Regions from separate parts of the Homo sapiens genome. Here region 1 is linked to region 2. A link is an interaction called in ENCODE POLR2A ChIA-PET data of the cell type or tissue named here. Cell type or tissue: IMR-90. All regions are shown on one strand. Each heading gives the region's core, and the rest is flanking DNA. Links, peaks and the distances in the headings are about the cores only.

Region 1 (8,035 bases), core at 2,231-6,230, 56 kb after region 2:
TTAAATTCTATGACATAAATAATAATTATTAATTAAATTCTATGTTTCTTTTATAAAAATCTTGTAAGAGAATTTTTTCCATTAATCTTTATAGAAAATGTGCCAGAGGAACTTCAAGAACCATTTTACACAGATCAGTATGACCAGGAACACATCAAACCACCTGTTGTTAATTTGCTTCTATCGGCTGAACTATACTGTCGTGCTGGGAGTCTCATTCTCAAGAGTGATGCTGCAAAACCCCTTTTGGGCCATGATGCTGTAATCCAGGCTTTAGCACAGAAAGGTCTTTATGTCACTGACCAGGAAAAATTGGTAACTGAACGAGATCTCCACAAGAAACCCATACAGATGGTGAGTCTTTATATACCCAAGATTATTTTAAGTTTGAAGTGTGTACTTTTGAGTGTGAATGATATACTGTAAAACAGAGGGAAATGTTTTGAAATTGGATTGTATTTTTGCCTAGAGTTTACAACTCATCTTTTTCTTAACCTTGTTTCCAAATGAAGGAAGATTTTAACGATTTTGGAATGTTTGGTGCCATCTAATACCTTGGAGAAACAACTACATAATTTCCAACTACCTTAATGTAATTTTAATTGAAAACTTTTATTTTTTCCGTTGTAGAGACTGGCTAGAAGAGATGGAAAATGCATCCTTGACTTTATCATTAGGAAAGAGTTGAGATTAATAAGTGCTGATTTATGGCCGGGCGCGGTGGCTCACGCCTGTAATCCCAGCACTTTGGGAGGCCGAGGCGGGCAGATCACCTGAGGTCAGGAGTTCAAGACCAGTCTTACCAACATGGAGAAACCCTGTCTCTACTAAAAATGCAAAATTAGCCGGGCATGGTGGTGCATGCCTGTAATCCCAGTTACTTGGGAGGCTGAGGCAGGAGAATCGCTTGAACCCAGGAGGTGGAGGTTGCGGTAAGCTGAGATCATGCCACTGCACTCCAGCCTGGGCAACAAGAGCAAAACTCTGTCTCAAAAAAAAAAAAAAAAGCTCATTTATGTACTTGAATAACTTCTTGGTAAATTTCTGCATATCAGATATTTTCGTTTATTTGATAGCTTTGAACTCATTCTTGTAGACAACACACACAGAAGGCCTCTAAGCTGGCCTGGGGCCATCATGCAGGAACTCTCTCATAGGCAGTCTCAGGAAACATAAATCTAAATGTTTAAGTTCATTGTATGCTGGTTCAGTCCATTGTACTGCTTTAGCTTGAGTTTCACAAAATGTGGACATCATCAAGGATGGTATTAGAAAGAAAAGTGGTTTTTCCATACTCGATTAAATCAAAGAGTAGTAGTTTTGCTTGGGAGGAAGGTAAGGTGTATATGTAGAAAAGTATATTATAAAATTTATGAAGTTATGTAATTTAGGAAGAATGAACAAAAAAATTAGTTTATAAAATCTATTACTAAATGAGGTGATGACCTGTTTTGTTTTCTGGTTTTTTTCCTTCTTTAAAGTAACTCTTTTAATATTTCTAAGTAATGGAAAATAATGTATTGATTAGTTAATGGAATTTATAGATTTACAATATAGTTATTAACAATAACTAGAATATTGATTATCCAGTATGAGATTGTCATCTTTCATTGATGGCTCCAAAATCACCTTATAGTTACCCTCTGACTTTGGCATACCTGCTTTGCATACATATCATATGTGAACAGTTTGCCCATACCAGGGACAAGCAGAATCTACTTAGGTCCTTATCAGTGTCTCATATTCATCTCCCCCAGAATCATTCCCCTAGCTGGACACTCCAGCTTGTGATTACTTCTGCTTCCGTTGTTTGAAGGCTAAGTGGATAGTTAGAAAGCACATCCATGACTTTGTGAAGCAGTGTTTGTTTAGTTGCTGTTCTTTCAGATACAGATATATATGTCATAGATAACCTACTTATCCTTAGAGTGTCTATTTCAGATCCTCTAATAAGAATGAAACAAATTTAACATGTTTTCTACATTTTTTTCCAGTGTAGTTTGTATGTGTGAAATACTTGGACAATTAATTTTAAAATGAGGGGTTTGGTAGACTGCTGATTGTGTTACTCATGTTTCTTTCACACTTTATTGATCCTGCTGATAGCTTTGAATGTATTTTAATAATATTTAAGGAATGGAGTTTAAATGACTTAGAATCTTTTTTTTTTTCTTAGTTGGAGTCTCACTCTGTTGCCCAGGCTGGAGTGCAGTGGTGCGATCTTGGCTCACAGCAACCTCAGCCTTCTGGTTTCAAGCAATTCTTGTGCCTCAGCCTCCCAAGTAGCTGAGATTATAGGCGTGCATCACCATGCCCAGCTAATTTTTGTACTTTTAGTAGAGGCTGGGTTTCACCATGTTGGCCAGGCTGGTCTTGAACTCTAGACTTCAAGTGATCCTCCCACCTCAGCCTCTCAATATGCTGAGATTACAGGTGCACGGCATGGGCAACATAGAATCTTTATCTCTGGTTCTAACTTCTATTTGTGGATTGTTAGAACTTGAGAACTTCAGGCTGGGTGTGGTAGCTCACGCCTGTAATCCCAGCACTTTGGGAGACAAAGGCTGGCGGATCACCTGAGGTCAGGAGTTTGAGACTAGCCTGGCTAACATGGCGAAACCCCATCTCTACTGAAAATACAAAAATTAGCCAGATGTGGTAGTGCGCGCCTGTAGTCCCAGTTACTCGGGAGGCTGAGGCAGGAGAATCTCTTGAACCCAGGAGGTGGAAGTTGCAGTTAGCCGAGATTCCGCTACTGCACTCCAGCCAGACTGGGCGACAGAGTGAGACTTTGTCTTAAAAACCAACCAACCAAAGAACTTGAGAACTTCATATTTGACCTACATCATCTTAACCCTTTGCAGTGTCACATTTACCAACCTGTGTTTTAATTGTTTACTTTCAACTTTTATCACAATTTGATTTAAAGTTTTCCAGTTGCTGTGGCATTTTGATTGATGATATTTAATGTAACTATTTTCCTGAAACCTGCGTGAGAAAATTTCTCAGATTACTAGTAAAAAGTTGTTCCTTAAGAAACTATGTTTTTGGCTGGGCGTGGTGGCTCGCGCCTGTAATCCCAGCACTTTAGGAGGCCAAGGAGGGTGGATCATGAGGCTAGGAGTTTGAGACCAGCCTAGCCAACATGGCGAAACCCCATCTCTACTAAAAATACAAAAATTAGCCAGGTGTGGTGGCAGGCACCTGTAACCCGAGGTCGGGAGGCTGAGGCAGGAGAATCGCTTGAACCTGGGAGGCGGAGGTTGCAGTGAGCCGAGATTGCGCCACTGCACTCCAGCCCAGGTGACAAGAGCAAGACTCCGTCTCAAAAAAAAAGAAAGAAACTATTTTTTTAAAGAGTAAAGTAAGAGTTAATGTAAATTAACAGTTTTTTTTTCCTGCTTTTTGGGAAGTATCATGAAAAATAGTGTGTTTAATTGCACTGAATATATTGCCCCCCACTTCCACTTCTAAATTATTTTTAATTTGGGATATTTTATTTCTGTATGCCAGCCTTTTGGGGGGAAAAAAAGTGTGGTGGTAGCAAAAGTATCATCCTAATTTTTCAAGAAATAATGTTAGTACTAATTCTTTTTCTTCAAAGTCTCAGTATAAAAATTTCCTGTGAAATAATATATATGAAGACAGAAATCTTTAGAAGAATTTACACCAGACTGTTAACTTTGGTTTCTTCTGTGAAATGGGATTAAATAGGATTGGAGAAATAAATGGTAACTTTCATATCTTATTTGATGTATTTCTGCACTATTAACATTTTTATATGATTTTACTGTTTTAAAATTTAAAATGTAGAGAAGAAATTTAAATTCAAATAGAAATTATCATTATCTGAAATAACATGCCTTGTATGCATACTAAATATTTCTGATAGTTAAATTGTTAAAGAGAAATAAGTATCCTGCATTTAGCCTTTAAGCAGACATAGGAAATAAGAATAAATATTGAAGACCTCTCTAAATGGTTAAATTCCAAATATCCCGTAAATGGCAATTCAAACCTTTAAGATATCTTTTCTGTAGTTCCTTTTAGTAATCAATCTTTAAAAAGAAAAGATGTGGCTGGGCTCAGTGGCACATACCTGTAATCCCAGCACTTTGGGAGGCCAAGGCGGGTGGTTCACCTGAGGTGAGGAGTTTGAGACCAGCCTGGCCAACATAGTGAAACCCCATCTCTACTAAAAATACAGAAATTAGCTGGGCGTGATGGCAGGCACCTGTAATCCCAGCTACATGGGAGGTTGAGGCAGGAGAATCACTTGAAACCGGGAGAAGGAGATTGCAGTCAGCCAAGATTGCACCATTGCACTCTGGTCTGGGCAACAGAGTGAGATTCCATCTCAAAAAAAACAAAAAAACAAAAAAACTCAACGTAACTTCTCAAAACAAAAACATTTCTCTCAATCTCCACCCCAAAATTAATACTACAATCTGCTTATCAGTCAAACTTGCCTTAGTCATACTTCTTTATTTATTTATTTTTTCGAGACTGAATTTTGCTCTTGTCACCCAAGCTGGAGTGCAGTGACACAATTTCAGCTCATTGCAACCTCCACCTCCCAAGTTCAAGCAATTCTCCTGCCTCAGCCTCCCGAGTAGCTGGGTAAATTACAGGTGCGCCACCATGCCCAGCTAATTTTTGTATTTTTAGTAGAGATGGGGTTTCACCATGTTGGCCAGGCTGGTCTCGAGCTCCTGACCTTGTGATCCACTCACCTCGGCCTCCCAAAGTGCTGGGATTACAGGTGTGAGCCACCGCACCCGGCCATATGTTATGTTCTATGTATCCAGCTGACCACTGACATCTCCGCTTGAATGATGTTTGAACTAAAAATCTAATGAGGAAGAAAACTGGGAAAAAAAACTAGACAGTATGAAATAAGTGTTCTAACTTTAAGCAATAGATACTGAGATCTTAGAGGTGGATGTGATCATCTCTATTAGGGAGGATCAGGGAAGGCATCACAGGGTAGAATGATAAATGGGATTTCAGTAGTTGGGAAAAGGGATGGGATGAGAGTAGTAACTGGGTTGAAGGAATTGTTTGACTCAAGATTGAACTGTGAAGGTATGTTAAGTATTATAAATTAAAATATTGACTGCATGGAGGGATAAATGTCAGATGAGGCTAAAAAATAATTTAGAGCTAGATCATGAAGAGTCTGTAAGTTAGATAATGAGGAGGCTGTAAGTCTGAGTTAAGGATTTTTAACTTTCTGTGGGTTACAGAATCATGGAATAGATTTTCATACTATATTACAAAACACTTGGAAGCATTGCAAACTGAACCGCTATACTGTCAGCTTAGTTTAAATAATTATTGCAGTCTGTTAATTCTCAGATTTTATCTATTGTTTATTTATGAGACTATCAAGTAGCTCTTTTTTTTTTTTTTTTCCTGAGACAGGATCTCACTCTGTTGCCCAGGCTGGAGTGCAGTGGCGCAATCACAACTCACTGTAGCCTCGACCTGCAGGGCTCAGGTGACCCTCCCACCTCAGCCTCCTGGGTAGCTGGGTCTGCAGACGTGCACCACCCCACCTGGCTAATATTTTTTTATTATTTTTTTTGTAGAGACAGGGTCTCCCTATGTTGCCCAGGCTGATCTCAAACTCCTGGGCTATGCTGGGATTACAGGTGTGAGCTGGGATTACACCTGGTCTATCAGGTAGCTCTTTTCATTTAGTTTACTGTGTGCCATGCAGTGTGCTTACACTTTAACACTCTATCTTACGTAATTTAATTCTTACAACAACTCCAAGAGGAAAGGATCATCCCTTTTCTATTGATGAAGAAACTGAGGCTTTGAGAATATAAGGTCACAGAGCAAGTATAGTTAAGTAGTGAAGGCAGGATTCTGAACATCTCTGCTTTAACTATAAATCCTATATTCTTTTTCGGTTTTTTTTCTTATTTTACTTCTCTTTTACATGATAACAGGATAAATCCTATGTTCTTAACCACTAAATTGTATTTTCGTCTTTGCCTAGGGAATAGGTAGATGGGAAGTAGTAAGGTGGAAGGAAATAGAAATGGTGTGCCACCTGGAACTCTGCCTGGTGGTTTGTTTGAAATCTTGGTAATTTGCCTAGGTTTCTTTCCAAAGTAATTTCCCCTCTCTGTTCCATTTACCCACTCTGTTCCTGTATTAAAGGTTATGTTAATTCCATGTACCTTAGGAGTAATTATAGCAGTTAAGTAGAATGACTGCTGACAGGGGATGAAGTAGAGTTGTGACAGAGTCTAGGTGGACATGAGTTAATTGATACAGTATTTAAGAATATGCAGGCAGGGCGTGGTGGCTCACACCTGTAATTCCAGCACTTTGGGAGGCCAAGGCAGGTGGATCACCTGAGGTCAGGAGTTCGAGACCAGCCTGGCCAACATGGTGAAACCCCATCTCTACTAAAAATACAAAAAAAAATTAGCTGGGCATGGTGGCGCACTCCTGTAATATCAGCTACTTGGCACATGCCTGTAATACCAGCTACTTGGGAGGCTGAGGTGAGAGAATCGCTTGAACCTGGGAGGCAGAGGTTGCAGTGAGCTGAGATTGCGCCACTGCACTCCAGCCTGGGCAACAGAGTGAGACTCCATCTCAAAAAAAAAAAAAAAAGAATATGCTGAATAATTCTCTAGTTACCATTATTTTTGCTGGATACACAAAATGTATTGAGAACAGAGAAGCTGATCCCAGGAACTTTGTGTTGTCCCTCTTTTTTTTTTTTTTTTTTAAACATATTGGTCTTATTTGGCAACTATGCTTAGGAATTTCCATTGTGTCACCATCTGTTGGAACTCAAGTGTAATTTACTTGTGTAGAGGCTTGTTAAAAAAAATCCTTTCCCTGTTTAAGAACAGGATTATATAAATGTAGTATTGTAATAGTAGGTGAGAAGACATTAATTTCTGGTCACCCTTGTATATGAGTGGCTTGCAAATTTATAAGCCAAACCTGTCTTTGAAAAATTAATTACATTCTCATAGATGTTGTTGAACAGGGTTTTCTTCTTCATGCACAGTGCTAGAACTCAATTTTCTGTTTACTACTCATGTACCTAATAATGTTCCATTATTTCTAGGTAACATCTATACCTCTGTTACAAATTCACAATATCTTTTGATACCTTACAACCATGTTTATCATGTTAGAGTAACTCTTTATTTGTGATCATTTATTTGGAGCTCCAAGTTTACTTTCTCATAGAAATAACTTGATGAATGGTACTTACTTTACTAGGTGATCTCACAAAGACTCTTTTTAATAAAACTGAATTGTCAGACCATTTATTAATTTATTTAAGGAGCTTCTGCATTGTCCTTTGTATTTTCTACCATGATTACAAAGAGTTTCATGTTCTTCAGTGTCTCACTTTCTAGCGGTGGCTTATAGAAAACTGTCCAATGTTTTAGGAGTGTAAAGGCACCAAACTCTGTACTACACTTCAACTGAGTTTTGAAGGATGCGGAGGAATTTACCACATAGAGAAATGAAGGCTGTGTTGTACGGTATTGTATTTGGGAGTATAATGGGATGTTAAAAGGGAGTGTGAGAGCATGGTGACCCTCAGGTCAAAGGAAGCAGCTTAGTTGTGGCGTTAGCACTAGCTGCCTTTTGAGGGGTGATAAGAAACGAGATCACAGAGTTAGATAGGGTTAGGGCATGAATGATGTTTTGTGCTATGCCAAGTGTTTACGTTATCCTGGAAGTGATGGGAACCCTAGTGTAGGGTTTTAAGCCAGAGAGGGTATCATCAGATTTGTGTTTCAGAAAGTCACTGTGGTGTATTGTAGAAGAGATACCACTTAGGAGGCTGTTGAAATAGCTGGAGGCCTGAACTAAGGTGCAGGCCATGAAGATTTATTAGTAGGGTTGAGTGGGAGAGACTTTTTTTTTGTTGTTGTTGTTTTGAGATGGAGTCTTGCTCTGTCACCAGGCTGGAGTGCAGTGGCGCGATCTCGGCTCACTGCAACCTCCATCTCCCAGGTTCAAGCGATTCTCCTGCCTCAGCCTCCCA
Region 2 (8,035 bases), core at 2,621-6,620:
ACAAATGCCCCTGTGTTCAAAAGAGAGATGTTAGATACATTCATGCAAGACTTACTAAAAGGTGACCAAACCGATCTTTGTTTTTTGTTTTTTGAGACATGGTCTCGCTTTGTCACCCAGGCTGGAGTGCAGTGGCCACATCACGGCTCACTGCAGCCTCAACCTTCTGGACTCAGTGGATCATCCCACCTCAGCCTCCCAAGTAGCTGGGACTACAGGCACGCACCACCATGCCTGGCTAATTTTTGTTTCTTTATTTATTCATTTTGCAGAGACTGGTCTTGCTTTGTTGCCCAGGTTGGTTTTGAACTCCCAACTTCAAGTGATCCTCCCACCTTGGCCTCCCAAATGTTTGGGCTTACAGGCATGAGCCACCACACTGGGCTCCTGATCTTTAATAATCACTACTATTACCCATCTCCAAGTTGGTAAGAAAAGGGGAGATTTATTAATGAGCTTCTTGGTAGTAAGAGAATTCGTATAATTAGAATGCCTTATTAACATGCTTCCTCTCCCACCAGCAAGTCAAAAGAAGCAGTTCCACTTGGAAGGGATCCAAATGATCTACTTTAGAGATCGGCGCTATCTACAGGAGAGGAGACTGGCATCTCATTTTTCCATCTGGAAGCTGGATGTCTTGCTGCCACAGTGAAATACAGGAGCATTTTGGGGAGAAAATGTCTTCAGGAAATTGTGTTATACAAGATAAAAGTAGAGACTAGTGGCTTAACTCTCCCCTCATAGGGTGGGGGCCTAGCTAGAGTTGCCCATGGCATCAGACAAGATTGTCTAACAAGCCAGCCCAGATTCTTAAGAATCACTCCTTCCTCTGAGTTCCATATTGCTGATTGGCAATGAAATAAAATATTCTGTCTCTGTAAGCACCCTCAGATCACAAAACCTAATTTTCAGTTGAAAAATGTGGTCACCCTACATCTAGTCTTTCTCATTTATGTCACCATTTATTTTAATGTTTATACCCTACATGTCACTACAAATTCCTTGACAGCAGGGTTATTCTTCTTATTATTTGTCTCATTATATCCCCAGACTTAGCATGCAGTCGATTCTAGGTAAATATTTGTTGCTGGTGTTTATGTTGCTGATAATTCAGTTCTTTCTTTTCTGCAGTCCTTCTCACCTTCTTCCTGGGGACCTCTCCCTAATACTTATTGCCCTTATGTTAACTTCCTTTTTCTTTTTTTTTTTTTTTTTTTGAGATGGAGTCTCGCTGTGTCGCCCAGGTTGGAGTGCAGTGGTGTGATCTCAGCTCACTGCAAACTTCGCTTCACAGGTTCAAGCAATTCTCCTGCCTCAGCCTCCTGAGTAGCTGGGATTACAGGCGCCCACCACCACGCCCGGCTAATTTTTATATTTTTAGTACAGACAGCGTTTCACCATGTTGATCAGGCTGGTCTTGAACCCCTGACTCGTGATCCACCCGCCTCGGCCTCCCAAAGTGCTGGGATTACAGGCATGAGCCACTGCGCCTGGCCACCCTTACATTAACTTCCTAATGAACTGGGAATCAAAACTACAGGCTTACTGTTTTACCAATGATCTGTGGCCCAGATTTCTGAAAATGCTATGTTCCACTTTCTCTGTTTTAAAAATGGGAACAACAATATATTTTTTTCTGTCTAATCACTAAGCATATTAGCAGAATCAAATGAGATGATGTGACTCATGTTGCTCTGTAAATCTGATTATGTATCATTAGCCCTTTGCAAGATCATTTCCAGAGAGACACAGAAATAACTTATCTAAAAGGATACTAGCTTCTCACAGGATTTTCTTTTTTATCCTCTTGTCAAACTAGAAATCAAGATTGGTAAGATTTCGGTCCTATAGGAATGAGATAGCTGGGCCATGAAGCAATTATGACTTATTTCAAGGATTTAAACAATGTAAAGAAAGCTTAGCTCCAAGGCTTCTCATTCTGTAAAGGTTAAAAATTGTATCCTAATTTCCATTTCTGGAATCTCTATTAGTCACAAGGAGGAGTCTACTGTGCCCTAGTTTAGCAGAAGGCAGATTAAGTACAAGATCGACATTTGCTCTCAAAGAAAGCAAATAGCCATATTTTGTCTTGAGAAACTACCACGATATGGAGAAAAAGATGAAAGATAATAAGATTATCTGGTGGGTTTTATTTGCCGTGTTAATGCTCTGGATGATTCAGGAAAACAAGCCCAGAAACTGAATTGTCTAGATTATTTGTCATCATCTGAATCTGAATTTGCTTATTCCACAGATAAATCAGCCAACCCTTCATTTTCCTGCTGGTTGTTTAAAAGTAGGGAAATGAATCAAATATCCAATTTTTCTTCCCTGGTAGTGGAGAGTCCAGAGCTCTGACCTCAGCTAGAATTTTGGGGGTACAAAATCAGAACTGCCTGGGGTACAGGTGAACAGCAATGGGGGCCTGAGGTGGGGGACCCAATGAAGGAGTCTCGGGAAGCAAAAATAGAGGGCCAAAAAGATCAATGGCCCAGACAAAAGACAACTGGATTCGAAACAAAGATCTGCAATAGTGCATACAAGATGGAGTGACTGCGATGACTGAGTGTGGGGGTACCTGAAAGTGCAGCAGGCAGAAGGACATCCTACGAAGTGCCCATTTCTGAGCATCATTAGCTGTAGCAAGTCAGAGCAGCAGCTGTCACTTCACATAACACATTGCCAAGCAGAACTGAGAGTATCTAGTGATTTCCAAAGTACCACAGAGAAGTCAACTAATAGAATCCTTGCTAATTTATTCACCCATTCATTTCTTCATTCAACCAACACTAATCGAGTGCCATTCTATGCCAAGATCTGTTCTGTGCTATTAGGATATGGCAGTGAATGACACATGTGGAGCTTCGAGTCTAATGAAGGAAAACTACAACTATAGACAAAGTAAATAAGAAAGCTATATGGTATTTAATATTTAAGAAGATATTAAGGGCTATGGAAAAAATTACAGCAGGGTAAAAGGTATTGAGAGTGCCAAGAGTGGGAAGAATTTGCCATTTTAAGCAGAGTACTTACTGAGAAGGGGATGTTTGAGCAAAGACTTGAGAGAGGTGAAGGAGTTTGCCATGTAGATATCTAGGAACAGAATGGTCCACAGTGTTCCAGGCAAAGAGGACAGCCAGGGCCTGAGTCAGGGACAGGCCTGTTTGGGGGAACAACAAGGAAACCAGTGTGGTTGGAGGTGAGAGAGTGAGGGGATGAAATCAGAAAGGAAAGGAGGGGAGCAGAGTTGCAGATCACACTGGGCCTTCTAGGTCTTTAGAAAGACTTTGACTTTTGATCTGCAAGAAATGGGGAATTGTTGGAGGTTTTGCAGCAGAGGAGTGATGTGATCTGATTTAGCATTCAAAAGGATTTATTTGGAAACTGTATTAATAAGAGACTGTAGAAAAACAAGGGTGGAAGCAGAGACTAGTTAGGAGGCTTTTGTGTTATCCGAGAGAGAGAGATGTCAGTACAAGTGACGGGTAAAATTTAATCTGCTGTTCCTCAGTGAGCAGTACATTTGGATATTGTACCTATATTGATTCTTTTTTTTTTTTTTTTTTTTTTTTTTCAGACAGGCTCTCACTCTCTCACCCAGGCTGGAGTGCAGTGGCATGATCATGGCTCACTGAGCCTCAACCTCCCAGGCTCAGTTGATCCTCCTACCTCAGCCTCCCAAGTATCTGGGATTGCAATCTCTTTATGCCTCAGGCAGCCAATGGTGTTCACTGACATGGGGCTTGGTGATGAGTCAAGCTAAAGACCCAATGGCAAATTGATGAGGTCTGTTATAGCATTTAAAAGGAATCTAAACACAAAGCAAAATATTCAAAATATCTAAATATCTCATCTGTATTTTCTCATCTTTGTCTATCTAAATTTCATCTATATTTGCTTATGCATTCTTGTTGGGGAGTTTCTACTTCTTTTTACTGTCATATTTGCTGACTCTTAACATGTGTTTTCTGAGGTATTATATCTACAAGTTATCTTGAATCTCAAGAACCCATATGATGGACAGAGTCTGGAGTGGTATGGGTCCTGTACCTCTTCCAACCTTTATTCTTCCCTCAGAGCTGCTAGGTCCACCCTAGCTGGCTGATTTCAGGACCCGTCTCATGGCAGGTGGAAAACTACATGTCAGGGAGACTTAAAGCTGGACCCAGATTTCCTTATGGAAAACAAGATCACTGCAAGAGCTGTCTAGGGCCTGTGAATGTGGGGTGAACTGGGCAGGTATTCCTCTGCTGGGAGATGCCAGGGCTGGCAGGAGCCAGACATGCATCACCTAAGATATGCTGCTGTGGAATTCACAGTGGGCCAGTCACTGTGCTGAGGAGGATCTGTTGTTTGAAGATAGTGATGACTCAGTTTCTGATGCAGTGAACATCAGTGATGAAGTGAATCCTCTGGATACCAGCAGTGACAAAGGATTTCATCTTCGAGAGTAAATGATTTTCTTGGTTTTCAGGATGAAGATTAAAATATTTTATTAATTCTTGGATGTTTTGTGACTGATTTTACTCTACTACATGGAGTGAAATATCAGCTTTTAAAAAAATTCACTTAATTTTCTCCTCTTTGCTCACTAGAGTGTAATGTGACATATGAAGGAACATTACAACATAGGAATCTCTTCTTTTCTGTTCTTTTTTGAGACAGAGTCACTCTGTCGCCTAGGCTGGAATGCAGTGGTGTGATCTTGGCTCACTGCAACCTCCACCTCCAGGTTGAAGTGATTCTCATGCCTCAGCTTCCTGAGCAGCTGGGACTACAGGCACATGCCACCACACCTGGCTAATTTTTGTATTTTTAGTAGAAACAGGGTTTCCCCATGTTGGCCAGGCTGACCTTGAACTCCTGGGCTCAAGTGATCTGCCTACCTCAGCCTCCCAAAGCGATTGACAGGCATGAGCCCCTGTGCCTGGCAGGGAATCTTTTCAACATTTTCTGTTTCTATATTTTTTGTGACCATTTTCTTTTCTTTTCTTTTTTTTTAACTGTGATATTTGTTAGTCTACATGTACCAGAGTCTGTCAAGTAAGAATCTTTGCTTTCAAACATCAGAAACAGACTCTGGGCCAGGCCTACTGGCTCACGCCTGTAATCCTAGCACTTTGGGAGGCCGAGGTGGGCAGATCACCTGAGGTCAGGAATTCGAGAACAGCCTGGCTAACATGGTGAAATGCCGTCTCTACTAAAAATACAAAAATTAGCCAGTCGTGCACCTGTGGTAGCGAGCACCTATAGTCCCAGCTACTCGGGAGGCTGAGATAGGAGAATCGCTTGAAACCAGGTGGTGGAAGTTGCAGTGAGCCAAGATCGCACCACTGCATGCCAGTCTAGGCGACAGAGCAACACTCCATCTAAAAAAAAAGGAAAGAAAAAAGGAAAAGGAAACAAACTCTGGCTAATCTCATTCAGAGTGAATTTACTGGAAGGCTATTAGGAGCTCATGGAATTGATGAGAGGCTTAGAATCCAGCTTTGGAATAGGTCGGATACAAAGACAGTTACTAAGCCTAGGAAGCAGAACTCAGAGGAATTGTCTCATAGTAGGGACCTTCTGGTTCCTTTACAATGACCAGGGTGGCAGAAATTTTGACTGCTTTTAGTCTTTTCATCTCTTTGATCATGATCCAAATTTGGGTGTGGTGGGGTGGTGATGACTGTTAGCCTGGGCCCTCTGAGAAGAAGGCAGACACCAAGATAGGATTAACATGCAAGGATGGTTTTAGGAGAAAAGCCTGTGAGGGGAAGGGGGAGGGAGCTGGGAAGAGCAGAAGGGTCATCAGATCGTAACATGAGTCTGACTCTGAGTGAAGGAGTTAGGGAAGGAAGATAGGGTGGAAGATCCTAGATGGCTGTGCAGTCTAAGGAAGTTTTGGCAAAGGCCCTGGGGAGTTCTCCAACCGAAGCCACCCATCAGAGGAGGTCTGTCTCTCCCAGGAATGGGCCTGCTGCATTTAGTCATTGGCTGGGAGTAGCCCCGGAGAAGCATGACCTCTGGTGTAAATGTGGCCGTGGGTTTCAGCAGGCAGCAGCTGGGGACCCTAGGTCAGTTATGCTCCCTGTAGTTGGATCTCTGTGAAGTGCATTCTCACGGTTGCCTCAGCAACTGACAGGCTTAGTATGGGCCATGGTCCCACTCTGTTAGGGCAGGGAAGACCCCTGTTACGGTATCACAGATGGAAGATGTAATTATCCAAAAGGAAATTAGGTCCTGCTACAGAGGGGAAATGTATGATGGGTGGCCAATACCCAACAAATTCCACTTCTTGTAGCTACTTGTTTAGAAATTCCTTAAAATTACCTATTTTGCCACTTGTTTTGTGCCAACTTTAAAAAATGTATCTGTTTCATCCACATGGGCTATTAAAATTCCATGCAGGTTGGGCACGGTGGCTCATGCCTGTAATCCCAGCACTTTGGGAGGCCAAGGTGGGCGGATCACCTGAGGTGGGGTGTTTCAGACCGGCCTGGCCAACGTGGAGAAACCCCATCTCTACTAAAAATATAGAATTAGCTGGGTGTGGTGGCACATGCCTGTAATCCCAGCTACTTGGGAGGCTGAGGCAGGAGAATGACTTGAATCTGGGAGGGGGAGGTTGTGGTGAGCAGAGATCGTGCCATTGCACTCCAGCCTGGGCAACAAGAGTGAAACTGTCTCAAAAAAACAAAACAAAACAAAATTTCATGCAAACATATATTATGTTGATGCTTTTGGTTATGAATATTTGCTGAAATTACTACTGGTATTTGCTTTGATAGCATGTGTCTTATAAGGATTCTATTAGTAAACATATGTGCTGTTGCCTGTTATCTACCAATATTCAATATTACAAATATATTTCTTTTGCTAAGGGAGTTTATACTTATTTTAGGATTTAGTCAACTATTACTGCATGTCTAGAACTTAAGATTGTTGACTTTGGATTCCAGTATTCTCTGCATTGTATTTACATGAATAAAATAATGTTTTCTTTTATTTAAAAAACTTTATGGCCTGGCCCGGTGGCTCATGCCTGTCATCCCAGCACTCTGGGAGGCCAAGGCAGGTGGATCATGATGTCAGGAGATCGAGACCATCCTGGCTAACACAGTGAAACCCTGTCTGTACTAAAAATACAAAAAATTAGCTGGGCGTGGTGGTGGGTGCCCGTCGTCCCAGCTACTTGAGAGGCTGAGGCAGGAGAATTACTTGAACCTGGGAGGTGGAGCTTGCAGTGTGCCAAGATGACACCACTGAACTCCAGCCGGGGCGACAGAGCCAGACTCCGTTTCAAAAAACAAAACAAAACAAAAAACTTTATTTATTGATTTATTTTTATTTTTTGAGACAGAGTCTTGCTCTGTCACCCAGGTAGGAGTGCAGTGGTGTGATCTCGGTTCACTGCAACCTCCACCTCCCGGGTTCAAGCGATTCTCCTGCCTCCGCCTCTCAAGTAGCTCAGACTACAGGGGTGTGCCACCATGCCCAGCTAATTTTTGTATTTTGAGAAGAGACAGGCTTTCATCATGCTGGCTAGGCTGGTCTTGAGCTCCTGACCTCAAGCGATCCACCCACCTCAGCCTCCCAAAGTGCTGGGATTGCAGGTCTGAACCACTGTGCCCAGCCTATTAAAAAAAACTTTAAAATGAGACCCTCAATACATGTATTAATTTATTTTATTTTATTTATTTTTTTGAGACAGGGTCTCGTTCTGTCGCCAGGCTGGAGTGCAGTGGCGTGACCTCGGCTCACTGCAATCTCTGCCTCCCAGGTTCAAGCGATTCTCCTGCCTCAGCCTCCCGAGTAGCTGGGACTAAAGGTGCAGGCCACCAAGTCCAGCTAATTTTTGTATTTTTAGTAGAGAAGGGGTTTCACCATGTTGGCCAGGATGGTCTCGATCTCTTGACCTCGTGATCTGCCCTCCTCGGCCTCCCAAAGTGCTGGGATTACAGGCGTAAGCCACCGTGCCTGGCTTTAATTAATTTTTCCAGAGAAAATTTTCTTTGTAAAATTGGAGCATGCCTTATATGGCAGTAATCAT

What was found. ChIA-PET counts read pairs that join two places held together with the same protein. Peaks named below come from ENCODE experiments on the same cell type or tissue, not always from the same donor. Only the 100,000 strongest peaks of a DNase experiment are listed, where the experiment ranks them.
Region 1: POLR2A ChIA-PET joins it to region 2 with 8 read pairs; 6 of 35 experiments call an interaction of 5 or more read pairs at or near these places.

Annotation. Positions count from the first base shown.
Region 1 is chr1:200,760,745-200,768,779 of GRCh38, forward strand. CAMSAP2 (calmodulin regulated spectrin associated protein family member 2) reads left to right here. Exons shown (of 17, transcript NM_203459.4): 2 at 95-354. Among named protein-coding and RNA genes, the nearest start is that of CAMSAP2, 26 kb to the left of the region's middle. RefSeq lists an enhancer at 6,073-6,573. In IMR-90, for the core only: no CTCF peak of the experiment used is centred there; no DNase peak of the experiment used is centred there.
Region 2 is chr1:200,704,622-200,712,656 of GRCh38, forward strand. No RefSeq gene overlaps it. Among named protein-coding and RNA genes, the nearest start is that of CAMSAP2, 30 kb to the right of the region's middle. In IMR-90, for the core only: no CTCF peak of the experiment used is centred there; a DNase peak (open chromatin) is centred at 4,350.